Linked DNA regions of Homo sapiens: all the other regions are linked to region 7. The links are chromatin loops, found by intact Hi-C in ENCODE. Cell type or tissue: PC-3. All regions are shown on one strand.

What was found. Hi-C counts contacts between places; a loop is a spot of excess contacts. Peaks named below come from ENCODE experiments on the same cell type or tissue, not always from the same donor. Only the 100,000 strongest peaks of a DNase experiment are listed, where the experiment ranks them.
Region 1: it touches region 7 in a loop (13-fold over the local background); 8 of 110 quality-filtered maps call a loop at or near these places.
Region 2: it touches region 7 in a loop (9-fold over the local background); 3 of 110 quality-filtered maps call a loop at or near these places.
Region 3: it touches region 7 in a loop (4-fold over the local background); 2 of 110 quality-filtered maps call a loop at or near these places.
Region 4: it touches region 7 in a loop (7-fold over the local background); 3 of 110 quality-filtered maps call a loop at or near these places.
Region 5: a loop joins it to region 7, with 10 times the contacts of the local background. A loop is called at or near these places in 2 of 110 quality-filtered maps.
Region 6: it touches region 7 in a loop (17-fold over the local background); 6 of 110 quality-filtered maps call a loop at or near these places.

Annotation. Positions count from the first base shown.
Region 1 is chr10:78,045,703-78,049,702 of GRCh38, forward strand. It overlaps a transcript of RPS24 not described here. Among named protein-coding and RNA genes, the nearest start is that of RPS24, 14 kb to the left of the region's middle. RefSeq lists an enhancer at 1,868-1,927. In PC-3, CTCF peaks have their summits at 1,774 (motif pointing right) and 1,981; a DNase peak (open chromatin) is centred at 1,769.
Region 2 is chr10:78,430,525-78,434,524 of GRCh38, forward strand. It overlaps LOC107984245 (a long non-coding RNA gene), which reads right to left. Exons shown (of 3, transcript XR_001747513.2): 3 at 1,305-3,916. Among named protein-coding and RNA genes, the nearest start is that of LINC00595, 170 kb to the left of the region's middle. In PC-3, a CTCF peak has its summit at 2,249; a DNase peak (open chromatin) is centred at 2,267; H3K27me3 peaks cover 1,174 bases.
Region 3 is chr10:78,457,036-78,461,035 of GRCh38, forward strand. It overlaps LOC107984245 (a long non-coding RNA gene), which reads right to left. Exons shown (of 3, transcript XR_001747513.2): 1 at 885-4,000. Among named protein-coding and RNA genes, the nearest start is that of LINC00595, 190 kb to the left of the region's middle. In PC-3, no CTCF peak of the experiment used is centred here; DNase peaks (open chromatin) are centred at 1,256 and 2,126; H3K4me3 peaks cover 1,816 bases; H3K27ac peaks cover 3,556 bases.
Region 4 is chr10:78,422,479-78,426,478 of GRCh38, forward strand. No RefSeq gene overlaps it. Among named protein-coding and RNA genes, the nearest start is that of LINC00595, 160 kb to the left of the region's middle. In PC-3, CTCF peaks have their summits at 2,443 (motif pointing right) and 2,646; a DNase peak (open chromatin) is centred at 2,453; H3K27me3 peaks cover 243 bases.
Region 5 is chr10:78,230,094-78,234,093 of GRCh38, forward strand. LOC124902467 (a long non-coding RNA gene) reads left to right here. Exons shown (of 2, transcript XR_007062210.1): 1 at 1-2,557; 2 at 2,833-3,641. Among named protein-coding and RNA genes, the nearest start is that of LINC00856, 17 kb to the right of the region's middle. In PC-3, a CTCF peak has its summit at 2,071 (motif pointing right); a DNase peak (open chromatin) is centred at 2,078; H3K27me3 peaks cover 2,051 bases.
Region 6 is chr10:78,210,018-78,214,017 of GRCh38, forward strand. No RefSeq gene overlaps it. Among named protein-coding and RNA genes, the nearest start is that of LINC00856, 37 kb to the right of the region's middle. RefSeq lists enhancers at 2,020-2,576, 2,616-4,000. In PC-3, a CTCF peak has its summit at 1,619 (motif pointing right); DNase peaks (open chromatin) are centred at 713 and 1,644; H3K27me3 peaks cover 1,104 bases.
Region 7 is chr10:78,519,331-78,523,330 of GRCh38, forward strand. No RefSeq gene overlaps it. Among named protein-coding and RNA genes, the nearest start is that of LINC00595, 250 kb to the left of the region's middle. In PC-3, a CTCF peak has its summit at 1,908 (motif pointing left); a DNase peak (open chromatin) is centred at 1,961; H3K27ac peaks cover 1,275 bases.

The sequences.
Region 1 (4,000 bases), 470 kb before region 7:
TTGTTAAAAATACAAATGCTGGCTGGGTGTGGTGGCTTATACCTGTAATCCCGGCACTTTGGGAGGCTGAGGCGGGTGGATCACTTGACGTCAGGAGTTCGAGACCAGCCTGGCCAACATGGTGAAACATCTCTACTAAAAATACAAAAATTAGCTGGGCGTGGTGGTGCGTGCCTGTAATCTCAATTACTCAGGAGGTGGAGGCACGAGAATTGCTTGAACCCAGGAGGCGGAGGTTGCAGTGAGCCGAGACCATGCCACTGCACTCCAGCCTGGGTGACAGAGCGAGGCTCTGTCTCAAAAACAACAAATGCCCAGCCTCTTGCCCCAGTTTTCAGAGTTAGTAGATCTGGGTAGCGCCCAAGCACCTGATGTTTTAATAGCTTCCCAGGTGAGGCTGCTTCAGGAAACTGGACTGAAGCTTCCCAGGTGAGCTCAGGCTTGGGAAGCTGGACTGAAGTTTCTCTAAGATCCGTTCTGCCTCTGAGAATTCTGTCTCTAATGGGAATACTGTCTCTGCCCTCAAGAAGCTGGCAGATGAACAGTAATACTATTGCTAATTAATGACCACAGAATAGCTAACATTTATTGTTTACCATGTGCCAGGTACTGAGCTAAGTCTTGCACAAATTATCTCATTTACCTTTTTTTTTTTTTTTTTTTGAGAATGAGTCTCGCTCTGTCACCCAGGCTGGAGCTCTGGATTGCACCAGTGGCGCAATCTCAGCTCACTGCAACCTCCACCTTCTGGGTTCAAGTGATTCTCCTGCCTCAGCCTCCATAGTAGCTGGGATTACAGGTGTGTACCACCACACCTGGCTAATTTTTGTATAGTAGAGACAGGGTTTCTCCATGTTGGCCAGGCTGGTCTTGAACTCCAGACCTCAGGTGACCCACCTGCCTCAGCCTCCCAAAGTGCTGGGATTACAGGCATGATCCACTGCACCTGGCCTCATTTACCTGCACTCGGAGGGAAGTACTATTACCCCCATTTTATAGATGAGGAAATTGAGGCTCAAAGAGGTTAAGGAACTTGGTTAAAGTTACACAACTATGGCATCCTATGATAAGCCTGGGGGCATTTGTGGAACATCTTGCCAAGGAGCTAGAAATGGTCCTGAGCCTTAAATGGGTGGAGGTGATTAGCTGAGGCAGCGATTCTCCAGGTGTGGTCCTGGACAGCAGCAGCAGTGTCACCAGGGAACTTGCTAGAAATTCAATTTCTTGGGCTCCACCCTAGAATTACTGAATCAGAAGCTGTGGGTGGGGCCAGGTAACCTGTTTTTTTTTTTGAGTTGCCCAGGCTGGAGTGCAGTGGCGTGATCTTGCTTCACTGCAACCTCCGCCTCCTGGGTGCGATTCTCCACCTCAGCTTCCTGAGTAGCTGGGACTACTGGTGCCTGCCACCACGCCTGGCTAATTTTTTTTTTTTTTGTACTTTTTAGTAGAGATGGGATTTCACCATGTTGGTCTGGCTGGTCTTGAACTCCTGACGTCAGGTGATCCGCTGGCCTCGGCCTCCAAAAGTGCTGGGATTATAGGTGTGAGCCACCGCGTCCAGCCAGAACCTGTGTTTTGATAAGCTCTCCAGGTGATTCAGATGCATGCTAAAGTTTGAGAACCACTGAGCTTAGGGAAGGGGAGGATATTCCAGAGGGGGACAGCTGTGGAGACCCGGTAGGACAGTGCTGTAGACTGCCCCATCCCTGCCTTTTCACTTGGTGAAATAAAGACGTGTGATGCACTATGCAGACTCCCACAAGGGGGCACTGTGGGCACAGACGTGGAAGCGGTCTGCTTTGTTGTCAAGACCGCTACCCTTGTGGAAGCATGAAAAAAGCTTGATGCCAGATCAACTGGAGAGGTCACTCTTTCTTCTCAGAGAAGGTCTAATGGGGGTGGTAATCTTGTTTATAGGATTCGGCCCTCGTAGGGAAGCTGAACCTGGAGGGCTTTCTGCTGTTCATATGTGCATGGTGATGTCTACCCATCCGTGCTGCGAGGTCTCTGCAGATCCTGTGCAAACAGCATTCCCCCTTTTGTAGCTGCCCAGCCAGGCAGCTTGCGGTTTCTATTGGGGGAGGTGGGGGCCGAAGGCTGGGAACCCCAGCAGCCCGATTCTGCTTCAGCCTTCTGCCTACAGTGCTATGCCTCTGTCCTATTCTTTGACAAGCATGGGTCCGGGGCCACAGTGCTGGGTCCAAGACCTGTTTTCAAGCCTTAGCTCTGCCCCACCACACTTTAAGATCTCTGGCAAGACCCCTTTCTCCTCTGGGTCTCAGTTTCCTACACTGTAGGATGAGAGAGTGGTGCTGAGAAAGTGGCTGTCAACATCTCTTTCCACTATAAAATTCTGCCCTGGGAGTTGAGGAAGAGACTGCCTTGTGCTTTTCAAGGACCTCGGATTGCAGGGGATCTGTAAACCCTGCTACATGACATCCATCTCCAGTAGCCACTTAAGGAAGCATTTCCAGGGATATGGTGCAAGTCAGTAAGGTGGAATCTCTCAAACAAGATTTTTTAAAAAGTCCATATCTTCAGACATCCAGAATTTGCTTTTATAGGTTTCTATTCTGCACTGTTTGGAAGAAGGAAAATTTATACCATGTTCTCTTTTCTGCTGCAGTGTGTATTTCTTCCAAAAATACATTGCCTCGGAGGGTCTTTGGCATTCACCTCGTTAATCCAGGGATTGGCATCCTATACTCTCGGTGACTGCTCACCCAGCTGAGCCACTGCTCTGCCTGGGCAGGAAATCTCCAGAACTGCCTTTTCAGAGCGCTATAGATGTGCTCATCCCTGGGTTATAAGGGGATTCAAAAGAGTGGTCCAGCCCTCTGCTGGCTCCCACCGTCGATGATGATATTCAGAGAGTCTGGTTAGAAATTGCCCAACCCAGCCGCGTGCGGTGGCTCACGCCTGTAATCACGTTGGGAGGCCAAGATGGGCAGATCACAAGGTCAGGAGTTCGAGACCAGCTTGGTCAATATGGTGAAACCCCGTCTCTACTAAAAACACAAAAATTAGCCGGGCATGGGGGCATGCACCTGTGGTCCCAGCTGCTCAGGAGGCTGAGGCAGAAGAATCGCTTGAACCTGGGAGAGGGAGGTTGCAGTGAGCCGCGATTGCACCACTGCACTCCAGCCTGGGCGACAGAGCGAGAGTCCATCTCAAAAAAAAAAAAAAAAAAAAAATTGCCCAACCCATAGGCAAACATTGTTAACTGCAGCTGTCCTTGGTGGAGGAAACAAGTTAAACATGATGTCTCTTTCCATCAGGCCTCCTTGGAGCGGGGAAGGAGAGCTCTTCAGTTCCTTTGGCACCTTCACGCAGCATGCAAGACGGGCTGCTTTTTCTTCTGTTTATGGATGAGGCACAGAGGGTAGATGACTTGCCCCAAGTCCTTCAGCTCATTCATGCTGGGGAAAGGAGTAAGCTTCAGGCGTCTTCCCCTGGAGTTCACGCCACCTCTGACAGCAAGTGAGCCGTTTGCTACTCAAGTGCTGTTTCTTGCTTTTTTAAGGTAACAAAACACTGCATGCTGTCTGGGGTACCTTTTCCCTGCTGTTCAGTTCATTGCCCTGTGTCGTCTCACAGAGCGTGTCACTGGTACAGAAATGTTCCCTGGGAAGCTAGAGTTGAAACATCGCCCACTGGTGCTCCTGAGCTGGCTTTGTCATGGGTTTAGAGGGTATGTTAGGGAGGAGGCCTTCTGCTGCAAGTCTCTGAGAAGTCAGCTTACACTGCCTTGAACAGTGAGGTTGCTTATTAGCTCCTGTAAGAACCCCCTGGATGCCCAGGAGCCTTCAGGGTTGGTGGACACTGCAGTTTAACAGCGTCTTCGAGGGCCTAGACGTTTTCTCTCTCCACTTTGCTGCCAATGCTGGTGCCATTCTGAGGGATAGTTGCCCATCACAGTGGGGCTGGGACTGGGTGAGGCAATGAAGCGCTTAGCATGTGAAATCCAAGGAGGTCTTCACCCACAGTGGTGCTAGTGCAA
Region 2 (4,000 bases), 89 kb before region 7:
ACTTAACAGACTTCAGCACTCTGGAGAACCACAGGGTGCATTCTGCCAATGCTCATATCAATTCCTTCTTCAGGTTTACATGGCAAGGGTGGCTCTCAGATCTCAATCATTCCATGCATTTAAAAAAACAGTATTTTCACCGAGCCAGCAGGTGCCAAACATTGCCTAGATTTTGGTGTTCAGTAGTGTTCTGCGATTTATTGATTCATGTTCAAAATTTAAGAGATTCTAAGATTCATTCCTTCATGAGCTCATTTGGTAAAAGTGTTTCTCCTTTCTTCTTCCCACCACTTTTCCATCCCTTCCCTTTCTTTCCCTTCTGTTTTCTCCCTTTGTAAAGTTAACCTTAGATTGGTCACATCTGGGCAGGTAGGTGCCTCCGCCAGTGGAGCACATTCAAGTTAATAAGGAGTTGGATCATTCCAGGACACCTTGACTGGAATATTTTGCTAATCCCACAATGTCTCTATATGGTTCTTAGCTGCTACCCAGCTTAGGATTTTAGGCTGATAACATCTTACACCTTTCTGTAGATGGTCAGATATTGCCTCTCTGCTTCTCTTTCCACAGTGTGTTCTGAGCTTTTCTTGGACCTCAACTTGCTGTTTAGTTTAGGAAATCTTAGCCAGCAAGCTGGCACTTTGTAGGTGGCTGGGGAAAGATGCAGAAGGCGAAGACAAAAGAGATGGTTAACACTTATGGAGTGTGTAAAACTGACCTGAGTGCTTGACCCTCAGAGCCAGGCTATAGACGGGTATTAAATATTACCTTTATTTTATATGAGAGGAGACCCAGGCACAGAGAGATTAAGTAACTTTTGTAGGAACACATAATAAATAAGTAGAAGATCTGGGATTTGTGCCCAAGCAGTCTAGAGTCTTACGTTTACTCTACTGTTAAAGGATCAGCCCTGCATTTGGATTAAGGTATGTAGCATCTCAAAGCCATGCTCCAAAGGACCAAAAGGCATTGCCTTTGCTGCTGGCCATATGCATGAGACCTCCTCCATAAGCTACCACAATTGAGTAAAAACATCAGTTGTCATAGTCTCTGCATTCAGACAGAGTCTGAATTTAGAGCCTCTATGTTCTAGTGTGTGCCCCTGGCTATCAGTTTTCTCATCTATAAAATGGGGCTAATAATACCTCTTTCAGAGAGCCATTATGAGGATTCAAATGAAATTGTGTATGTAAAGTGCCTGGCCCGGAGGGCCCACCACTTATTCAAGGGTGGACCTAGGGGAAGAAACGCTGCAAACTATTGATTGGCATCAGTGAAGAGCCCTAGAAAATGGAATGAAACAGTTTTATTTTTTACTTTTTATTTGAAATTAAAAAGTTACAAATATAGCACAGAGGGTTTCTGTACACCTTCACCTAGCTTTCCCTAATGTTAGCATCTTGTATAATTTATCAAAATCATTACATTAACAACATTGGGCAATACTGTTACTAAAATACAGACTTGATTCAGAGTTCACCAGTTTTTCTCTTAATATCCTTCCACTATTCCAGGATCCAATCCAGGCTCTCACGTTTCATTTAGCTGTCATTCTCCTTAATCCCCTCCAATCTGTGATGGTTCCTCAGAGCATCCTTGCCGTCCATGACCTTGACATTTGAAAGGGTACTGATGGGTGATTTTGTAGAATGCCCCTCAGTCTGATTGTCCCCCCATGATGAAATTGATGTTATGCATTTTTTGGCAAGAATACTATATACATGAAATGTCTTCTCTGTGCATCCTATCGGGGCGTGTGGTGATGTTGCTACGTCTTATTACTGGTGATGTTAACTTGGTCACTTGATTAAGGTGGCACCTACTGGGTTTCTCCACTGCAGATTACTGTATTTTCTTTCCCCTTTATAATTAGTAAATCTCTTGGGGGAGATACTTTGAGACAATTCGAACATGCTGCTTCTCCTCAAACTTTCACCCATTAATTTTAGCATACATCAGTGCGTCTTGTCTGCAATAATTATTACTGTGGTGTTCTAATGGTGTTTTTTTATTTCCCTTGTTCATGTCACATTTATTAATTGGAACTCTTCTGTAAGGAAGAGCTGCCTTCATTTATTTATTTATTCAGGTACTTATTTATAACCATGTGGACTCCTGGATTTTTATTTTATTCTAGGAGTTATAATTTGATACTCTCATGATGTATTTTGTTGCTCAAATTGTTCCAGCCTTGGGCCTTGGGGACTCTCTTAGTTGTTTCCTCTGTCCTTTTGGCGTGTGGGGGCAGCATTTACCAGATCAGCCAAGGCCCAGAGCCCAGGGCACACAGTGGAGGTCTGGGCAGCTGGAGTTTGCTTTAAGGCTGTGAGAGCTGGGAAGTGAGAGTGGAATCAGAAAAGATGGTGGTGCTCCACACCCCTTCTCCATGTAGAATCTGCCTCTGTAAGACCCACTCAACTGTGACATTTCACCGGACCAATCTTATTTCCCTGACTCATTCTACAGCTGAGGAAATTAAGGCCCCAGGAAGAGAAGGGCCTTGCTGGAGGCCACAGAGCAAGTTGGGTGGAAGGAGAGATTGGGGAGCAGCATGGGCTGGGGCTTTGTCCTTGCCATCCCAGGCTGACACCCCTTCCCCCACACAGTGCCTGACTGCAGAGTAGCCTGTTCCAGAATCTGGGCCGCCAAGGGCCGAGGAAAGTTTGTTCCATCAGCAGAAGCCCAGGAAATGGGAGGCTCCTGGTGCAAAGTTTCTTCAGGAAGCCCTGGGGCTGTTGGCTCTGCTCCTTCTCCTTTTTGCCCAGCTGAAAGGGAGGGGGTATTCTGTTCCAAATCTCCAGCTCCAGCTCAGTGGGGGCCTCTAATCCCCTTCTGGCTCAGGGACACGGTCAGCCAGGTCTGGTGGAGGTGCTCCCAGAGAGCAGATTTCTGCAGGCCTGGGAACAGGGTGCCATGAGGCCCCAGGCCTATCCATACAAGGGCTGGGAATGTTAGCAGCAGAGTGCAGAAAACAAGCACAGGGTTAGAGCTGACAATAAGTTCTGTGAGAGTCAGGGGCTATGTTAACAGAGATCCAGTGTGCAGAACGAGGAAGGTGACAAGCCGATACAATATACAGGACCAGCCTGCAGTAAATTCTCCAACATCTGAGCTCTTCCAGTCCTGACTATCTGCACAAATACTAGGCTCCAGGCTGTATGGAGACATATCACACCCATGGAAAATAGAAAAATCTCCCTGAAATCCTGGAAGCACATACGGAAAGCATTGGTTGTGAGGTCTGCTCAACACTTTCTTACCTACAGGGAGCTTTCCTTTCTAACACACATTTAATCCTCACTGTCTCCATAAGGCAGGCAGGACAGGGGTTAGGATCACCATTTTACAGATGCCGCAGCTAAAGCCTGAAAGAGGAAGGGGTGTGGCCTTCTCCAGGGAGTGCAGTGATTCCAGAAAGAACCAGACCTTGCAGTCTTATGTTCTGGGCTTTCCCACAACAGTAGCCTGTCTTTGGGGCTGGTTCTCCGATATCTGACATAACCAACAGCCACGGGTGAGCAGTCCCTGGGTTCCGTAGGGGCTTTGGAAAGTCCTCTGAGCATTACTAGTGCTTCTGCAGGGGGGACTGTGAGCATGGGTGGATCGGGACAGAGCAGAGGCCCCCCACAAGAGCCATCAGCGCTGACCAGCTGAAGGACTGAGCAGAGTGTGTGTGTGCAGGTGTGTGTGTGCACATGACCGAGGGGGTGGCATGTGCTTGGCAGGGTCTGCAGAGAGGCTGTTGGCCAGGTCTTCACTCTCATCTGGCTTTGGCTTCATACTTCCTTCCCTGGCAGGACTGGGGAGGCCAAAGCGCACAGATGGCCATCTGGCTGGCACTTTAGGACACGGTCCAGTGCACACTTGCAGACTTCTCCTCCCCCACTCCTTCTCTGCTTCGGTGGCTCTATCAGCTCTGCAAAGGAGAGACAGGGCCAGGTCAGAGATGCACCGTGGAGTGGTCTGCAGGGGGCTCAGGGCACAGCACTTCTGGCTTCAG
Region 3 (4,000 bases), 62 kb before region 7:
CTCAGTTCAAGGAGAGGCTTTCAAAGTCTCTGTCAAGGCAGGTACCCCAGTGCTGGGTGTTCTGTGGACCCTCCTCTGTGACCCCCGGGGTGGGTCCCCATCACAGTGCCAGAAACTGCTCGCCTTCTATGGCCTCTTTTCAGCCCTGGAGAAGCTCACATTCTCTTTCCAGGGCAAAGGCGGGCCTGCAGGCTGCTGCAGCTGCCCTTGGCCTCACCCCACTCCGGCCAGCCTCCTGTCCTGAGTTCTAAGGTGGGACAGGTTCAGTTCCTACTCTAAGTCCCCACCCCCTTCCCCCACAACCCAGGGGACATGTGATAAACTCTTCTGGAAATTTCTGTGCCTCATGGTGGGCTTGGAGTTTCTGCAGTGCAATGGGCCTCCAACTGGGGAAGGAAGCATGAGTCTTCTCTCTGTACAGGCACCCCAATCTCTGCAAGAGGTTCTCTGGAGCCCCTGCTAGTAGCTTACAGGAGTGCACGGAGCAGCCGAGTCACAGTATTTTACGTAAAGTTTCCTCCACATTCACATCAATTCTCTTTCTTCTGCTTAAGCAGGGTGGATGTGGACTGAGGAGGTGAGGAGCAGGCAGTGTAGAAGCCTCTTAACAAATCCAGGAGGAAGGAACCTGGTAGCTATACCCCTTGGATGGTAGGGGCATTTGACACCCATTGTCCTGGGCTTTGGGGTTTCAGTGGAAGGAGTCCCACTCCTATCCAGTCCCTTAGGAGAACAAGTCCTAGATGTAAGAGATTGGAAACTCCCTGAGCACAAGGGGCATGGGCTCTGTTTTCCTCTCCCTTCACGTACAGCTACTAGGCCAGAGAGAGCCCAGGCTCTGGAGTCCTGTGGACCCAAGTTCAAGTTCCTGCTCAGTTACTTACCCAGCTGTGCATCTCAGGGAAGTGACCCAGCCTTTTCCAGTCTCTTTCCTCTGCCGGCTTTTACGTGGGAGTGGAAGGCAAGGAAAAAAGTGCCTGCTGCAGAGTCAGGTCCAGGGACACACCAGCCCTTGCCCCCACAGCATTTTGGGGCTGGCCCCATCCTCTGAGGATGCTGGAAGCATGCGGGTGACACTCTGGTGAAGGCTGTGGGTTTCTCCTCCAGCGAAGTTTGTTATAGGATTCAGGTTAAGAATCTCTGTCTGAACTCTCAGTGGCTTATCACCGAATTACACGAAATTGTTTGGTAAAGGAACAGCAGAAAGAGAGCCAAAAGATATTGGTAGCTGATTGGGGTCCCTGAGTCATCTGAGATGGTGACTAAGTAACCCAGCACTTTGAAAAGCCTGGACCTAAATTCCCAGGGGAATTTTTTCCCCACATGCCCTTCCCACAACATACTGGGCTGGATCCAATCCCACCTAGTACTGTTCAAATGCAATCCCTCTTGTGCATTGAGCAGTGTGCTGTGGCGCAGTCTCAGTGATTCCTAAAGTTGACTAAAACATGCCTTCTAAAGGGAAAGCTATCATTGCAGACCCCCAGTGTTGATAAGAATTATTTTGATCATATTGTTACTTAAATATATACAAACATAAAAGTAAGTATAAATCTCTTATGCTTTTAGCTCTTACACAGCTGTAAAACCAAAACACAATTACAAATTAAATGCAAATAAAGCTACAAAACCATTAAAATTCAAATTAATGGCATTAATTTAATGTGACAGATGATGTTTTGCTGAAAGTAAAACAACCAACGTTGGGTTTAATAATAGAAGGATACATTCCCATTTAAGTTCCGCTTGTTATCAACTAGATCATTTTGATGTTTGGACATGCTAGACCATCATTAGAGTTATTATCAATATTATTATATTTTTCATGTATTACAATGAACACACTTCTAAACACAGACCTAGAATTTTGATGAAGCGATCAACTTAATAGAGCACTTCAAAATATAATAATTTAAAATATATAGAAATATGTACCATTTAGTAAGACTATATACCATTTACCATTTCCAGCTGCTAGTGTTGTCTTGCAAGTTGTTGCAAACCAAGGTGGCATTCACTCAGGCACCTGCTTGCAAAACAGTGACTACAATTCTACCAGCTTCAATGCAGAGCAGCTTATTTGTGGCATGTCTGTGTCCCCTGTTCTGTTTGATGACTCAATCCTCCCTCCACTTATCTCTGTTTGAACAATTGCTAAACCTTTGTTTGTACAGCAGTCCATGAAGTCATTTGGCCTTCATTTTGCAAAAACATGATAGTAAACCCAAATGCAAATGTGAACTCTGCATTCCTGAAGCATTAGTTGGTGATAATATGATCATCCACACACAACCCCAATAGGGTCTCACTGATATTTTTCAATTTTTAAAATGAAAATATCAGAATAAAAAAAGACTCTCATATCACTCAAGGGCCCCTGACAGTACATCTGTGGATCCCACTTTGAAATCCCTGGTGCAGTGAAAGGAGGTCTGGCCTGGGAACCCAAGACTCGAGTTTTCGTTCTAAGTCCCTCATTGACCCACTGTGTTCTGTGGACCAATTTCCCCCTTTCTAGACTTCATCTGCTCATGATCAGTAATTGTCTTGCATTTTGGTCATCATCACATTTATCTCACCTGATCCCTCCCTGAGGTCGGTATGACTGTCCTCAATGACAGATGGGGGAAATTGAGACCCAGGTACACATCTGGTGAGTGAGGGGATGGGGTTAGGAGGCAGAGCTGGCTGACTCCAAAGGCACCACATGGCGGTGATTCACAAAACTGAGGCGCCCCCAGAGCCCTGCCAGATCTCTCAGGCTGCCCTGGAGAGCTTCAGTCTCTGATGACCCATGTCTTGGGACCCATGCCTCCTCTCAGCCACACATACACATATGGTCCCAGGCACAGCCCTGGAGAAAGTGGGAGAACAGCCTTGATTCATCCTCATCATCCTCCGATGACCCCACCAGCCCAGTGTTCAGCTCTGAGACAACATCCACCACCCCAGTGACAGGGGAAATTTCCCCAGCTAAATATCAGACACAGGTCCTGACAACTGAAGTTTTCTGATGGGTAAATTCATGTTTGTTTATTTATTTTGATGAAAAGACAGGTCTAAGTCTATAATTCAAATCCCATTTTATACACATGCATATGTATGTATGTATGCATGCACACATATATAAACATATATACATACATGTGTGTATATACATGTGTATGTGTATAGACTTTCCTTGGTGAAAGAGAATGAAATTTGCTTGAATTGGAGCTGTGCTGGACACAAGATTTGTGGTTGCCTTTTTGAGCTGAGGTATAGCTCCACTAGGGAAGAGTCTTCAGAGAGCAGCTGCCTCCCTGGGTCCTCAATCACTAACCTCTCTAATCTTTGGTGCCAGTGAGACTGTAGCTTGGGTTCCTCCCCTTGGAAACCAGAAAGACTCCTCATCTTATCTCAGAAGGCCCTGCAGGCACCATCACTCTTGGAATCCTCCCTCTTTCAGAATTGATGTGTGTGTGTCTGCAGCCTTGACATGTAGAGTGATGTCCAGGGCTTTCTGGAATTCTGGTTCCAGTGGGAAATTCAACTTGGTTCTAGGAAATGATGCCATTGGATTCATTCTATTCACAGGCAAGGAAGCAATCTTTAGGGAGGACCTGCTTTAACAACCCATCTTTCCTCCTTATGGATCTTAAGTTTTTAAAAGATTATTTCTTCTAGAGGGAGTTAAGTGATAATGAACTCATTCTTTCATTTTTATGAAACAAAGACATTTATACTTGACCATCAGAGATTCTAATTGGCATGTGGCTCATGCTTATGAGACCTGCAGAGTTGATAGAATCGCAGCTAAAACAAAGACATTTGACATTTTAGTTATTCATGCAGCCTTGCTCAGGGCACATGTACAATGATCATTAAGCTGTTTGAAATAGTGATATTCCAGCACTTGTGAAAAGAATATACTAGTGCCCACCAATCCAACATTGTGTCCCAGGAGAACTCAGGAACAGGTGGGTGAATGCAATTCCAGCTACACTTGTTCGACTGCAGG
Region 4 (4,000 bases), 97 kb before region 7:
TCAATGTCTTGAAAGCTCTATTCATCACCTTTGCAGCAGAGACGGGTCAAAGAAGTGAAATGGTAATCAAAGACACGCATGTGATATTTCCCCAAATAGTGTGACCTGCTCAACGACACAGACCAACAGTCCTGGCCACTGTCTAGGCACAGAGAAACCCTCGGTCATCACTGGTTGTTTTGAGGAAAAAGAAAACACTCTGGGCTGGCCGCGATGGCTCACGCCTGTAATCCCAGCACTTTGGGAGGCCGAGGCAGGCGGATCACAAGGTCGGGAGATCGAGACCATCCTGGCTAACATTGTGAAATCCCGTCTCTATTAAAAATACAAAAAATTAGCTGGGCATGGTGGCTGGCGCCTGTAGTCCCAGCTACTCAGATTGCCCCACTGCTCTCCAGCCTGGGCAACAGAGCGAGACTCCGTCTAAAAAAAAAAGAAAAAAAAGAAAAGAAAACACTTTGCTGCTCTGGGCAGCAGTAACTTTCCTTCGCCTCTTCTGGTCCCACCCTTCATGAACCTCCACTTGCCTCGAAGGGGAGAAAATAGGCTACCCTCTTCCAGAAACTAGGCGGGTCTGCTCCTTCCACTGCAGTCTGAGTAAGACAAGTGTCACGGCCATTTTCTGCCTTTTGTGGGTCCCCGTGGCACGGCTGCCGACAACACTTAATCACAAGAATCACCTTCGATTCTTGTTTAAAAAGCCAGGCTGCTCAGAGCCTGCTCTACCCTTTCTGAAAAGAGCCCTCGCCTGTCTGGGAAGCCCTGCTTCTCTCAACATGCTGTAAGTGTATACGGGGACCATATTCTCGCCTTCCAATTTACTGGCCAAGTGGCTAGTGTGCAGACAGTTCAAATTCTCTTCCCTATCTCATGAATATTTATTGAACACCTACTAACGTTAATGGGAAAAGATAGAGGTGCTATGGGAAGGATATTTTTTCTAGATTTAGAATAGAATCTATCACCAGCGTTTCCTGACTTTGTGAAGTCACTTAAGTCTTTGGGACTTGGTTTCCCTGATTGTCAGGTAAGAACAATATCCCTCTCTCTGGACTGTCTTGAGGAGACATGGAATGCATGTGGAATGTCAATCTGGTAAAATGCCTGACGCCTAAGTAGATACTCTTTCTACCAGAGAAAACCCACCCACCAAGAGCCCTGTCCCAAGGCTGCTGTGAATCCGCAAGTGGCTGGCATAGTCTGTAACTCCTCCTTCAAGAGAGGAGGATGCTGGGGGGTTGGTTAAGCTCATTCACCAGAGAAGTGACCTGCCCCTGTTTACCAGCCTCATATAGCATTTTTTTTTCTTTTTTTTTTTTGAGATGGAGTCTTGCTCTGTCGCCCAGGCTAGAGTGCAGTGGTGCCATCTCAGTTCACTGCAACCTCCGCCTCTCGGGTTCACGTGATTCTCGTGCCTCAGCCTCCCAAGTAGCAGGGATTACAGGCGCCCACCACCACACCAGGCTAATTTTTGTACTTTTAGTAGAGACGGGGTTTCACCGTCTTGGCCAGACTGGTCTCAAACTCCTGACCTTGTGATCCACCCGCCTCTGCCTCCCAAAGTGCTGGGATTGAGAGGTGAAGCCAGCTGGACTTCCTGGGTTGAGTGGGGACTTGGAGAACTTTTCTGTCTAGCTAGAGGACTGTAAATGCATCAATCAGCACTCTGTGTCTAGCTAAAGGATTGTAAATGCACCAATCAGCACTCTGTAAAAATGCACCAATCAGCGCTCTGTAAAATGGACCAATCAGTGCTCTGTAAAATGGACCAATCAGCACTCTGTAAAATGGACCAATCAGCAGGAGGTGGGCAGGGACAAATAAGGGAATAAAAGCTGGCCACCACCCCCCACTCCAAGCCAGCAGGCAACCTGCTCCAGTCACCTTCCATGCTGTGGAAGCTTTGTTCTTTCGCTGTTCACAAAAAATCTTATTGCTGCTCACTCTTTGGGTCTGTGCCACCTTTAAGAGCTGTAACACTCACCACAGAGGTCTGCAGCTTCATTCTTGAAGTCAGTGAGACCAAGAATCCATCAGAAGGAACCAACTCTGGACACATTAGGACATGGGCCTGGAGCTGCTGGGGCCATTTCTGCCACCTTGTAGGGACAGCCAGCTCGAGGATGAAGTCAACAGAGAAGAACGGAAGCTGAGAAACAGAACTAATCATTCCACCTAGCACCTGGGTTCAGCCAGGACTAACACTGGTCATGTGAGTTGATAACATTTATTTTTGGTTTAATCCAGGCTGAGCTGGGTTTCTTTCATGCTTAGACAAAAGTAAGTGCTGACCAAATCAAAGCTTTTTCCCTTGGCTGGGAAACCCTGATTCCCCAATGCAATGGCTCTGCTCATGTGGTGCTGAGGGCTTACACCAAGGTGGTAGAGAAGTCCCCTTGAATAGAACTAGGCTTTGGACTGCTGGGCTGCAGTATAATTGAGGTCCTGGAGAGGGAGCCAGTTCAGGGAAGAAAGCACCAATACCTTGAGCCTCAGTGCGAAGAAGAGCAGCCTGGAAGCAAATGTGTATATTTGCTTGAATTGATATATATATATTAATTCAACATCATTTATGGTAAAAACTTGCAGTGCAAGAATACAGTCTTGCACTGCAAGTTTTTACCATAAATGATATTGAATTGTGTCAATTTTTTTCAAGATTCTATTGAGATAATCATATAAATTCACTTATATTTGAATATTAAACTGACCTTTAATTCCTAGGATAAACCCCACTGGGTCATAGTGTATTATCATTTTTGTATTAACATACTGTTGAATACAATTTGCTCATATTTTAGCAGCATTTGTGCTCCATGAAGGGTATTGGTCTGTAGTTTTCTATTTTAATATATGCTTTCTGGTTTAGGTATCAGAATAAGTTTGCTCATAAAACAAATGGGGAAGAGTTTTCTTTGTTTTCTAAAATAATTTGATAGGTCTGATTTTTTTAAACCTAGTTTTTAAAAATAGAATCTGCCAGTGAAACTATTGGAACCTAGTGCTTTCCTTGTGGGAAGGTTTATAACTACAAATTCCATTTCGTTAGCACATACAGGGTTATTTATGCTTTCTATTTCTTCTTGAGTGAGCTTTGGTAATTTGCACATTTCAAGGAATTTTTACATTTTCTCTAAGTTGTTGAATTTGTGACATAAAATTGTTCATGCTATTTCCATATTAGCCATTTAATTAAAGTAGGGTCTGTAATATGTCGTTTTTTTCCTGGGATTGGTAAGGTGTGTCTTCTTTGTTTCTTGGTCAATCTGGCTAGAGGCCTAGCAATTGTCAATGGTACTAGTTTTTTGACCTTGTAGAACTACCAGCGTTTGTACTCATTTCCCTCTGTGTTTGTCATTTTCTACTTCAGTGTTTTATGCTCTTATTTTTACTATTTTCTTCCTTCTACTTTCTTTGGGTTTATTTTGTCCTTCTTTTTCTTCATTCATCAAATAGGGCCTTAAATGATTGACTTTAGGACTTTCTCCTTTCTGATATCAATACAAAGTTGTCATTGCATCTTAGAGCTGCTTTATCTGTATTTCACAAACTTCATAAGCTTTGTTTTTATTTTCATTTAGTTCAAAATATTTAAAAATCTCCCTTGTAATTCATTCTTTGAGCTATGGGTTATTTAAAAGTGCATTGTTTAATTTCTAAATATTTTGGGCTTGTGCATATATCTTATTATTATGATTTTAAAATTTAATCCCACTGTGGCCAGAGAACATACACAGTACTATGTCAATACTTTAAAACTTACTGGTATTTGTTTTATGTAAATTACCTTTTGTCATGCACACCAGACTATGTGGTAATGTACAGGTAAGTCAGGTCTTGTGGAAAAAAAAGGTCTGATTGGTAGTATTTGCCAATTTTCATGGTATAAATACTTGCACCGTGGCCAAATTCAACATAATGTTACTAAATGTACTATTGGAAAGAAATGTGCACAATTTTGTGAGCTGCTACAAGCCAGCTCCAGCACAACACTGGGAAT
Region 5 (4,000 bases), 290 kb before region 7:
CTCACATTGCAATTATTATCATTATTATTACGTCAGTATCGTCATCACCTCCACCATCACCATCATTATCATTTCCATTACCACCACCCTTCTCACCTCCCTCATCATCACCTCCACTACTTCTATCACGCTGATACATCCACAACCAATATTAACACATCACCATCATCACCTCCACCGTCACCACTCTAATCACCTCCACCATCACTCTGACCATCACTATCACCAATTCCACCCCCACTGCCATCATATCTATTACCATGATCACTTCTATCACCTCCACTGTGCTAATAATATCTTGCCCACAGCTGTTATCACCATCACCATCATCACCTCCACTGCTACTTCCACCACCACCACTATCATCACCTCTACCACCACTACCACCACAGTCTCCACTACCATGACTAACTCCACTCAGCCAAACTAACACCATCTTCACCACCATCACCCTCCTCCCACTACCTCCACATCCCAGTACTTTCACTGGTACCTCCACACTAATCTAATCACTGTCTCTCTCAACACCCTCAGAACTATCACTGCCACCCTCACTACCACTATGATCACCACCCTCTCTGCCACCAACACCACTGTCTCCACATCTTCCATGTCAGTGAGGACCTTGACCATCACAGCATCCACACTGTGTCTTTGACATTACTTTTAAAAATCTGAAAGCACCAGCATTGAAAATTTTCATTGCTGTCAGAGTCCATGGATCTGTGGTCCCTATATGGGAGTGTTGCAATAAGCAGAGTGACTGGAGCCCTTGAGGGGAGCAGGGTCCAGGTGACCAGTGCCAAGGGATCTGGAGAGTGAAGCAGAGGGACAGTACAGTAAAACCACTGGTGGGAGCATGAATTTGGAGGCAGATGGAATTGATCTCTGATGCACCATGGGACCTTGAATGAGCCACTTTTCTGAGCCCTAGTTTCCTATCAGTCAAGTGGGACTAATAATACCCCTTCATTGAGTTGAATATTAATTAAATGACAACATGTGTTCTGAGGATCTGCAGAGTGAAAGCTGCCAGTTCTCTGCCGTGATGCCCTCAGATCCTCTTGGATGTCCTTTATGAGCTCCATGCATCCCTGCCCCAGCGCTTGCATGCTTCTCTCCTAACAGCTTGCAGTTGCAACCTTCTTGAGACACCTGCAGGCTATTGCAGTTGCTTTGCTCAAAGGTACTGAGAACCAGAAGTGTCCCAGAAAGGCCTGCAGACAATGATCAGGAGGCCGGAGTATGAAAGCCCAGCTCTTTTCCTTCAAGGCGGGCAAACTCAGAGATGGAATTTACACTGTAGAGCTCCCTGCAGGATCAGGCCTTGGTGGGGACTTCACCTGTAATTGTATCATTGCGTGGCTTCTTCCCTTCCCTGTCTTGTTTTCCCCACTCCCTTTCTGGGTTCTCCCAGGAGCAATTTCATAATGCTTGCATGTGAATTTTCATGTCAGGTCTGCCTGTGACATGACGCATAGCAGGATTTCAATTCACCATGGTTCCCTCCTCCTCTTCTCATGTTCATCAAGTACATTAGCCAATAGAGGGCTGTCACACATATTGTTCATTGGAAGTGTAAGCTAACCCTGGCAGTTTCTTAGAGTGGGAATTATTACGCCCATTCTGCAGGTGCACAACTGAGACCCATGTGAAAGATCACGGAGTTAGTAGGTGGAAAAGGTGAGGTGTAAATCATGTCTTCTGTATTCAAGTCCAGCCTTCTTCCTGCAGTACCAGCCTGCAGAATTCTCTGAGCTCAGGGCTGGCTTAAGCCTGGGCCGGCATGTATAGATGAGATATGATTCTGGATCAGTTGCCAGGCAGAGAGCTCAGACTCCAATCTTCTTTCTCCCTTGCCTTGAGCACCACCTTCCCACCCCTGTACCTAGAGCACAGCTGAATCATACCACAATGGGATCATCTGGAAAAAACAATGACGTGACTGGTTTAAAAGGAAGACCATGCAGTGAAGGAGACCCTGTCCCCTGCTCACATGCTGTGTGACCTTGGGCAAATTGTGAAATCTCTCTGAGCCCTGGTTTCCTTATTTAGTCTTTCCAGCCACCAGGTGGGGCACGGGCTGTTATCCTCCTAATTTTAGAGCTGGCTGAGAGCAGTAATAGATGTTCCGGGAAGGGGAGGCTCAAGCAGAACAGAGAACAAATGCTCTTGTCCTCTTCTCCCAGTGCAAGAATCCCCTGAGCTGCATTTCTGACAATGTACATCTGGCTATGCCAGCGACCTTGCGCTCTTGCAGAGGCCCTTTCTGGCTCAGGCTACCAGCATTCTTCCCAGAGAGCCCACTGGCCTTCCACTGGGTCTGGTGGGATTCCTGGAGGTTGTTCAGATGACCATGCCTTTCAGGGATTTGAGGACAGCTTCCTGTGCCCTGAAGTCTGTTCTTTCTTAGCCCCAATAAGGGAGCATAAAGTAGCTGCTTACACATTCCTTTCATCCCCAGATCATTCTCCTCTGGGTCTCTGCTCACAGACCTTCCATCAAGAAATTCACTACAGTGTGTTGGAACAGTCTATGTACCTGACTACCACACAAGGTATGCTCCTTAAGGACAGAGATCTCATCTTAGTCTTTAAATCTCCACAGCCCAGCCCTGAATCTGGCTCAGTGGAAGTCCTCAAACGCAACAGAATAAAGTGGACTTTGAAGTCAGGAAGACTTGCATTAAAATCCCAGCTTTACTGCTAGTTAGCTGTGGCGTCTTAGGCTGTTTTTTTTTTGTTTTGTTTTGTTTTGTTTTTTTGTTTTTGCTTCTTTAAGCTTCAGTTTCCTCATCTGTGAAATGGTCTGATAGTATCACTTATTTCACAGGGCTGTTGTAAGGATCAAATGGCATCATGAATGGAGGGTACCAAGTCCTGCACCCAGCCTGCAGTGACTAGCACCTGCTCCCTGCTGAACATGGTGGCTGGGGCTGGACATGGTCCTTGGGGGTGTGATCTGAGCAGCCTGCAGCATTCTGGGCCTTTCAACTGCCGCATCCTGGTACCAGTCTCATGCTTCCTGGTACCCTACAGATGGCTGTCTCCTGGTGGAGTCACCAGGTTGGAGGGGTCCTCAGAATGCCAACAGAACAGAGCAGCCCTGAGCTCCGGCACCTGTCACTGTGGCTTGACTGGATACATATCTCCAGACCAAGGCAAGCATCTCTGGCAGAACCCACTGTGGAGATCCTAAATTGGCACCCCGTAGAGTGAGCTGTCTGATTCTACAAAGGCAGTATTTCTAGGTTTCAAAGGAACTGAATAATTTAAAATGCACAAGACAAAAAGTGGGATTAAGGTGATCTGATAGGCTCTCCAGGCTGGGGTATCAATTATACTCTCAACTCGTAAAGCCTTATTTGTGAGATTCAGAATTTATTATCTGTCTGAAGCACTAATTACCAGGTTTCTCTCTTTTAATTTTACAGGTCTCTTCTCAGATTTATTTTTCTCTTTTTTCCCTCCCACTGGGGACAAATAGCTTCCATTCCTGAAGGGAAGTTGCCTGCTTGGAGATGGACAGAGGAAGATATTTGGGTTCAGCTTATCCCCTCTGGGCACTTTGGGGGAAGCAGCATGGGTTGGGGCAGGAGAACTCTAATGTGTATGTGTTAATAAACTTACTGTTTTCTAAAATTTTGTCAAAGGTATGCATGTTTATAGTTTAAAGAGGTGAAGAGTTCCATGTGGCCTACTGTATTTTTCCTTCCTTGTATAACTTTTATTTTCCTAGGAGCTAATAACTATCTTGTTCTTTTGTTTGCTTGCCTTTCTCTGTACTTATCACTAATTCAACTCCAGAGTCTTTACTGATTGCCTATTCCAATATTTTCACCCACATCAGGTGCTCTATCAATTTCATTGTCCTGAAGAGTTTCCCTGACAGCCTTCTGACCTGGTGCCCTCAGAACAGGCAGCATTCTGTGCCCGGGCCTCGTCTCATCCCGGGATCTCCCTTTATCAGCTTCCTAGGGATGCCCTTCCCTCCTCTCCTG
Region 6 (4,000 bases), 310 kb before region 7:
CCTTCTCTAGCTAAGCAAATGGAAGTCCACAGCATTGAGATACCCCGTGTAAGTCAGGAGAGACTGTAAATGCCAAGAAGCTATAGGATGGAGAATGGAGGATAGTTTCCTGGTATTTTGAGAAGTAAGAAAGCATATGCAAACATATGTAAATGAGATGCAAGCCGGCACCTGCTCTGCATTGTGTAGTCAGCCAGCTTTCTGCAGCCCTGTGTGTTTCTACAAAGGTGAGAGAGGTGCCTCCTTGTGACTCCAGCTGAGCTACGGGAGATATCAGGGGGTTTCATAAAAAAGAAAAATTACCCCAAGACTTTCCCTGCCAGGGTCCTTTCTGTTGGAGGAAGTGTCCCCTTGGGAGAGAGAAGAGGACCAGAATTTAGGCCTCAGAAGGGAAGGATGAAGCCCCCAAAGTTGCCACCTTCTAGGGAGCCCAGACCTCAGGATTTTGAGGAGTTGGCTCCATCAGTGTCAAGAGGTTTGTGTGGGCAGCTGGCTTGGGAGGGTGGGGGGTTCTCATGCCCTCTGCTCAGGCCCTCTGCTTCACCCCAGCATGCCCCACTCCCCTAGGCTCAGTGTCCCCACGGGAAGGGATCAGTGGGAGCTTTCAGCGCCAATGTCTCATGAGTTGAAGGTCAGTGGTTTTCTCTTGGACTGATGATTGTCCTGCTCTGATCCACCTGACTCCAGAGGGGTGGGTACTGACATGGTGACTCAAGAATGTGGCCTCGGTCTCCCCCTGGGGCCTTGTGGTTAATCCCCTACTCTCCTGTGGTCTGGAACCACTGAATGCAGATTCAAATCTCTCTTTCCTCCATGATTCTATCAAGAAAGAAGAGGGTTGTCATCTCAGTTGACACAGGGGTGGAGGCCCGTGCGTGGGCCCCTGAAGTTTCTAGGGCTGACTCTTCCTAATTTTCTGTGTGGCCTTGAACAAATCCTCTCTCTGGATGTCACTCGCACCTAAGAAGCCAGATACTTCAGGTAAGAGCCCTTTCCTGTTGACAGTTGCCTCATCCTGACCTGCTGGCAGGGTGTGTGGCGGGGAGCTGAGCCCCTTAGGGACAGGGGCTGCTTGACAAACATTTTGGAGGGCTGAGGGGGGCATTGGGGCATCCCCACCTCCAGGAAAACACTGCAGCCTCAGGCCCCTGCAGTAGAGGCACCCCTGGAGGGAGGGAGGGCCAGCTGCCAGGCTCGTGCCCCTTGTGGGTCCAGGGGGCCGACGTTGGGGAGGGCTCTCCGCCATTTCTGGCTGCCCCTCTAGTCCTTCCTCGGGTCTCTTTCATCCTCCCTCCCCTCTCTCCCATCTGCATGCCAGACTTTCCCTCCCAGTCTTTTCTATCTGTGCTCTCTCTCTTATTCTCTGAGTCCCATGGTTTTCTCTCAGCTCCCTGCCTGGCCTCTCTGTCTCCCTGCAGGCCTCTCTCTTTCATCTTCCTCTCCTTGCCTGCTCTGGAAGTCCTTCTCCATGTGTTCCCCTGCCTCGGTATAACCTCTCCTCTGTCCACCTGCACCCACTTTCTCCCCCAGCTTCCCCCACCCAGCTCCCAAGTCCTGAGCGCTTTGGGGGAAACTGAGGACAGGTTTCACCCTACTAAGGATGGAACAGGCAGGACGGGAGAGAATAGCCAGCCTTCAGCAGGTGGCACTGTTGGGTGACTTTTGCTTGTAAAACCTTTTAGCACTGAAAAAACATGCTGGAATCTATTGGCATTTGAGAGGCTCTTTTTTTTAAAAAAATAAAAATAATGACTCTCATTTCCTGGGCATCATTAAACAAGGTGCAGTGTTTGTGTGTGTACGTGTGTGATGAGGATGTATGCACACAGATGTCTGCACCTGAGCCTGTGGGGCTGGAGTGTAGGGGTGTATGTGTGAGCAAATGTCAGGGCCCTGGGTGCCTGGGTCTACATGTGTAGGGATGGGAGTGTCTGTGTGCGACACACACAACCTGTGTGAATGTGGGTTTCCGTATGAACTGGTGTGTACCAGCATGGGATGTGTCTACACGTATGCACCATCACACATGAAAGTATGTGTGTGAGCGAGCAGGGCAGGTCGGGCTGTGTGGGGAGCAGGGTGGTGTGTTTGTGTCTGCGGATGTACCCACCAGCGGAAGCACAGTGGAGGGGAGGGAGAGTCATGGAATTAGGCCTCCAGGTTTCAATTCTGGCTTCACACTGCAGTGGTGTGATTTTGCTGAAGTCTCTGAGCCTCAGACTCTTCATCTGAGAAATGAGATAATAGCATTATCTGGCACTCCGGATGACTGTGAGGATTAAATAGGCTCTTCTGTGTAAAGGGCCTGTCCTGGCATGGGCCCAGTAGGCTCAGGGCCACAGTGTGTCTGGGTGAGAGTCAGCAGGTGTGGCCTTCTGCTCTCCAGCTCCACTGTCTGGCTGGGCTGGACTTGCTGGCCCTCAGGCCTGTGGTGTTGGCCTCTCTAGGGGTATGAAGACCCAGGGGTGGGGATGTCCTGAGGGCTCTGGGGTCTGACCAGCCCTAGTGTTTCCTGGCTCTGCTGGATAGAACCACAGCCAGAATGACCGCCCCCCTGCCCCGCCCCCCAGCAGTGGAGATCCAGCATGCAAGAGCTGCAGTGGCCCTCAGGGGTCGTCGACTCCATCCAGCTCCCAACATAACAGGAGAGGGGAGGGCAGGCCACAGCTCCCCACATAACAGGAGAGGGGAGGGCAGCCCACAGCTCCCCACATAACAGGAGAGGGGAGGGCAGCCCACAGCTCCCCACGTAACTGGAGAGGAGATGGCAGCCCAGAGGGGCCGGTAGCCTGACCTGCGCCCCATCGTAAGTCATGGGCTGGCCACTGTCTGAGGGCTGTAAGCTGGGCTGATTCCGAGGCTGGGGCCCAGAGGCAGAGGCAGAGGCAGAGGGCAGCTCCCTGCCTCAGCTCCTTGCAGTCCTGACTCCACCCCTCCACCCCTCTTCTTTCCTCTTCCTCATCTCTTTGTGGCGACCTTCTGCCTTAGAGCTGAAAGTGGAAAGAGGGCCGCATCTGACTGGTTCTCTACTGCTGTGTAACAACCATACCAGAAGAGAGGGGCTTCGAGCAATGTCTTCTTCTTTTGCTCTGCTCTCTGGGTTGTCTGGGACTCACCTGGGTCTCTCATGTGGTGGCTAAGGCTGGCTTCTTGGGGTCTTTGCCTCTCTTCTTGCAGCATCTCATCCTCCAGGGCCTCTCCACGTGGCTTGGGCCTCTCCCAGCAGTGTGGGCTCAGGGTAGTGATTCTTTTTATGTAGCAGCTAGCTCCCAGGACACTGCCAGTGGAGGCTGTCAGGCTAGTTAAGGGCTAAGGCTTGGACTGGCACAAGGTCTCTTCCTCCTATTCTTTTGGAAAAAATCATCATGACCCACCCAAATTCAAGAGGGCAGAGAAATAGAACCCACTTCTTTATAGAGGAGGGGAAGGTCATATTGCCAAAAAGCCTGTGGGATGGGTGATGGTGTGGTGGGCATCTTTGGAAAGTGCAATCTGCTACACCATCTTAATGGCATTATAAGATGACAAGCAAATGCCAGTCTTAAGAATGTTTCTTCTCCACCATTTCATCCAGCCCTCCCAACAGCCATCTGCAGTGGGCCTGTCCTGGCTTCATCACCCCCTGTGTCACCCTGGGCAACTCCCTTCACTTCTCAGCACCTCAGTTTCCACGTGTTGAACAGGAGTGGTAATAGTTCCTGTTTCATTGAGTTGTCATAAAGCAAGAACTCAGCCCAGCACCTGGAGAGACCTCAAATGCGTTGTTACTATCATCGCCCTTCTCTTCCTTTCACAGATGAGGAAACTGAGTCTCAGAGAAGTCGAGGGACTGGCTCAGAGATGTACAGCATGGCATTGCTGGAGCCGGCCTGGAAGACAAGCAGTCTCCCTCCAATTGCACACTGTTTTCTCTGAGGCTCTGCATTGTTGGAGGAAGGGTCAGAGGGGCTGGAGAGGAAGAAACAATGCAAATATGAGGCAGCAGAAGGGAAATAGAGGT
Region 7 (4,000 bases):
CAAGATAATATTTGTGATTTTTCAGAGTAAAAATCCAAAGCACACTATTTTCTCAAAAAAGAGCAGAGTCTCTTAACACTGGAGTCTGGGTAATTTTTCCCAGGTGGACATTTGACAAAGAACTCTGCTTGCAGTGCAGAGTGGGATCTTAAACATGCTGGTGGCACCTGCGTTATGACATTGTACCTGATTTTCCTAAGAGATGTTGGTACTGCTAAAATGCAGCAGAGTGGGGAAAGGCATTATGGGAACCTTATTACGGTTCATGGAAGAGGGAATGCTAAACTGTGCTTAAAAACCAGAGGATAGAAACATAACGAAATGAAACGCTGAAAAAGTATAGAGACTGGAAAGTGGAAATTGCCCTGGGTAAGTCAAAAAATCATGTGTATTTTCCCTATATTTGCTTTGACTGTTCTACAGACAAAGTTTATTTTTTTCTGATTCAAAAAATTAGTATATACACACACATCAGAAACAAAATTGAAAAATACTGAAAAGAATAAATAAAATAAAAATCTCTCCCCCAGAGATAACCATCATTCCATGTTTTATGTATTTCTCGTGAATCTTATGAACTCACACATGCACACACATACATACATTTGTGTGATGTATTTATGCTACATTTCCTTTCTTCTTGGTTGTACATTCTTTGTTTTTTAATGTTTTTGAAATCAGGATCCTTCTTATAGTAGATTTAATGTTTTCCTTTTTTCTGAACTATTATTAAGCCAGTGATGCCTCTTGATATCAATGCTGTTACAATGGAGGAAATGTGGTATATAGCCACAATATCAGGGTTCCTTGTGCATATATAATTTGGCCTCCTGCTACTTCCATTTAACATTCGATCATGAATATTGTCACATGCCTTGAAATATTTTCTAAAGATGTTATTTTTACTGGCTATATATATTCTATCATAGGATGTCCCAAAATGGACTTAATCCTTTCCTCACTGAAAAACAATTTCTCAACCACATACCAATAATAGAGGCTACTCACACATAGCTTGAAGTGAAACTATACAGCTCCATGTTACCCCTGAAAAGGGGGGTGTCCGTGTGTCCAACAATGAACCAATGGTGCAGAGGTCTTGTCTGTTTCACTGCTTGAGCTGTGGCCAGGCCATGCTGTTTAACCTCATTGGGCCTGGGTTTCCTCCTGTTTAGCATAAGAAGGCTTTCTGGAGTTTTTTTCTGTTTAATGGATGCTGATAGCTAAACCTTGGTTCCCCAACCAGGCTATAGGAAACCAGTAGCTTTGAGGTTTGAGTTGTGTCACTGTGAGGAATTACACAGACCTATCTTGATGCTCCCAAGCCCTGGGGGATGCTGTGTCCTCAAGACGAAGGGCTTATCACTACCCTGGCACTCAGATCCCAGCCTCCTCTCAGAAACTCTGCAAATTGTAATGCAGCTCTGTGGGCAGAGCTGCTAATACTTACCCTCAACCCTATGTAAGGTTCAGCATTTTAGGCCAAATGTAGTTTCCTGATGAAAATATCTTCCCCAGAAAAGCCAGAGCTTGACGTGCAACGGACCAACCAGAGGCTGCTGGGATTCCCATGTTGTGCCTGGCTGCAGCTGTGGGCAGGTTACCAACCCCATTGGGATTTTCATCCAGGCCTGGAGGATGTTAGAGGTGGAAAGGGATTTGGAGGTCAGAGATGTTGCATTACTTAACTTTCCTCTTTGTATAAAATAAGCACTCCTCAAATATTTGTTGAATGATGAGTGACTGAAAATGCTCAGTGTGGCTGCCAAGAAAGGTACCCGAGGAAATCAGAGGGCTTTGATGTTGGGGAAGAATGTGATCTACACAGGTCTGTTTGTCTTGAACATCCTGTGATTCTATGAATTGCATATAAGAGGAAGGAGGGAGGAAGCAGTTTTCTCCTCAGCCCCTGCCACCTAGTGCTTGGGAAAGTCAGTTCACCCTTTGGGGACTCAGTCAACAAATGCATTCATGCAGCAGTGTGATTCATTGAGTGCTGCGGTGAGTCAGGCACAGGTAACAAATCTATAGGGTCACCAGGGACCAGCAGTCAAGGATTCCTGCCTTGTGGAATGAAGAGAGGAGAATTACAGATGACTCCAAAGTTCCTCACCTAGAAACAGGACTGCGGACTCAAGGTTTCCCAGGCAGATTCAAAATTGGGGAAGCTTTCCTGGAAATGAAGCTGTGGAACAGACTTCCCCTCCCCATTGCCCCCCAAAATGCCAACCTACTATGACAAACCAATTGAGTGAATGTTAATGAACTACAGGTGGAGCCTTTAAGGGTGGCTTTGTTCCCTTGGATTTTATATTCATATATGTTTTTGAAGATCAATTTTTTTTTTTAACGGAGTCTCACTCTGTCATCCCAGCTGGAGTGCAGTGGCGCAATCTCGGCTCACTGCAAGCTCCACCTCCCGGGTTCATGCCATTCTCCTGCCTCAGCCTCCCAAGTAGCTGGGAGTACAGGTGCCCGCCACCATGCCTGGCTAATTTTTTTGTATTTTTAGTAGAGACAGGGTTTCACCATGTTAGCCAGGATGGTCTCAATCTCCTGACCTCGTGATCCTCCCACCTCGGCCTCCCAAAGTGCTGGGATTACAGGTGTGAGCCACCACGCCCGGCCTGAAGATCAATATTTTTGTAGCTTCTAATCTCATCTCCTGGAATCTCCTTGGGGCCCCTCAAATGAGTGTTGTTGAAGGCTGATGACAGGAGAAGAGTTTGGGGGGCTGTAAAGCACTAGGATCCCATCTTTCATTGACTTGTGGTGTGACCTCAACACATCCTCCTCCACTTTGGGACTGAAAGTTTCTCATCTGCAAGGGCTGCCAGTCAGGCTGGCTCTCAAGGGGCCTACACTCAAGGATTCTAGGGTTTTGGTCCAGTCATTTCCGGTGTCAAATCCCTTTTGTTTATAAAGTCTACAGAGAAGCTTTGGGCTGCTGAGCCATTGGTGTTGATCCCTCATCCTTTACACACTTAGTGAACACTCTAGAAGACTTTGCCCTTTCCCCTACACCAAATAGCAAGGAGAAAATATTTTAGTAGTAGTGGTGGTGACACTGACCAATTAACCTTCCCTTTGCACCATCCTTGGATTTACAAGGCATGTTGCCATCCACTGTCTCCTTTGAGTTTTACAAATAACCCTTGAAGGAGGGAAGAACAGGGCATATTCTGTCCATTTTGTAGGTGAGGGATTTTAGGATCAGAAAGGTTAAGGACATGTCCAAGTAGGAGTAAATGGTAGAGTGAGTCATCCAGTCCCTGACTCTGGACCCCCTTCTGCTCACCTTGCAGCCAGAGGCAGATAACACATGTCCAATATTAGGTCAAAGGGAGGTAAGCAAAGCCCTGTGGGGAAGGGCAGGAGGTAGGAGTTGAGGAGAGAGGAAGTGGGAGTCCTGGGAGGGTGCAGATCTAGAAAAGCCAGTGCCATAGTGCCAGGCAGAGTACAGGGCATTTCCCCTGGGGGCATGCTCTTCCCTCCTGCCCTTTGTAATTGTGCTTCTGCTGAACTTCTGCAAGACATCTGACGTTACTTTTCTTTCTTTCTTTCTTTCTTTCTTTCTTTCTTTCTTTCTTTCTTTCTTTCTTTCTTTCTTTCTTTCCTTCTTTCTTCTCTTTCTTTCTTTCCTTCCTTTCTTTTCTTTCTTTCTTTCTTTCTCTTTCTTTCTTTCTTTCCTTCCTTCCTTCCTGCCTTTCCTTCCTTCCTTCCTTCCTTCCTTCCTTCCTTTCTTTCTTTCTTTCTTTCTTTCTTTCTTTCTTTCTTTCTTTTTTTTGGAGTCTCACTCTTGTTGCCCAGGCTGGAGTACAGTGGCATGGTCTCAGCTCACTGCAAACTCCGCCTCCCGGGCTCAAATGATTCTTCTGCCTCAGCCTCCCAAGTAGCTGGGATTACAGGCACCCGCCACCACGCCTGTCTAATTTTTGTATTTTTAGTAGAGACAGGGTTTCACCATGTTGGCCAGGCTGGTCTCGAACTCCTGACCTCA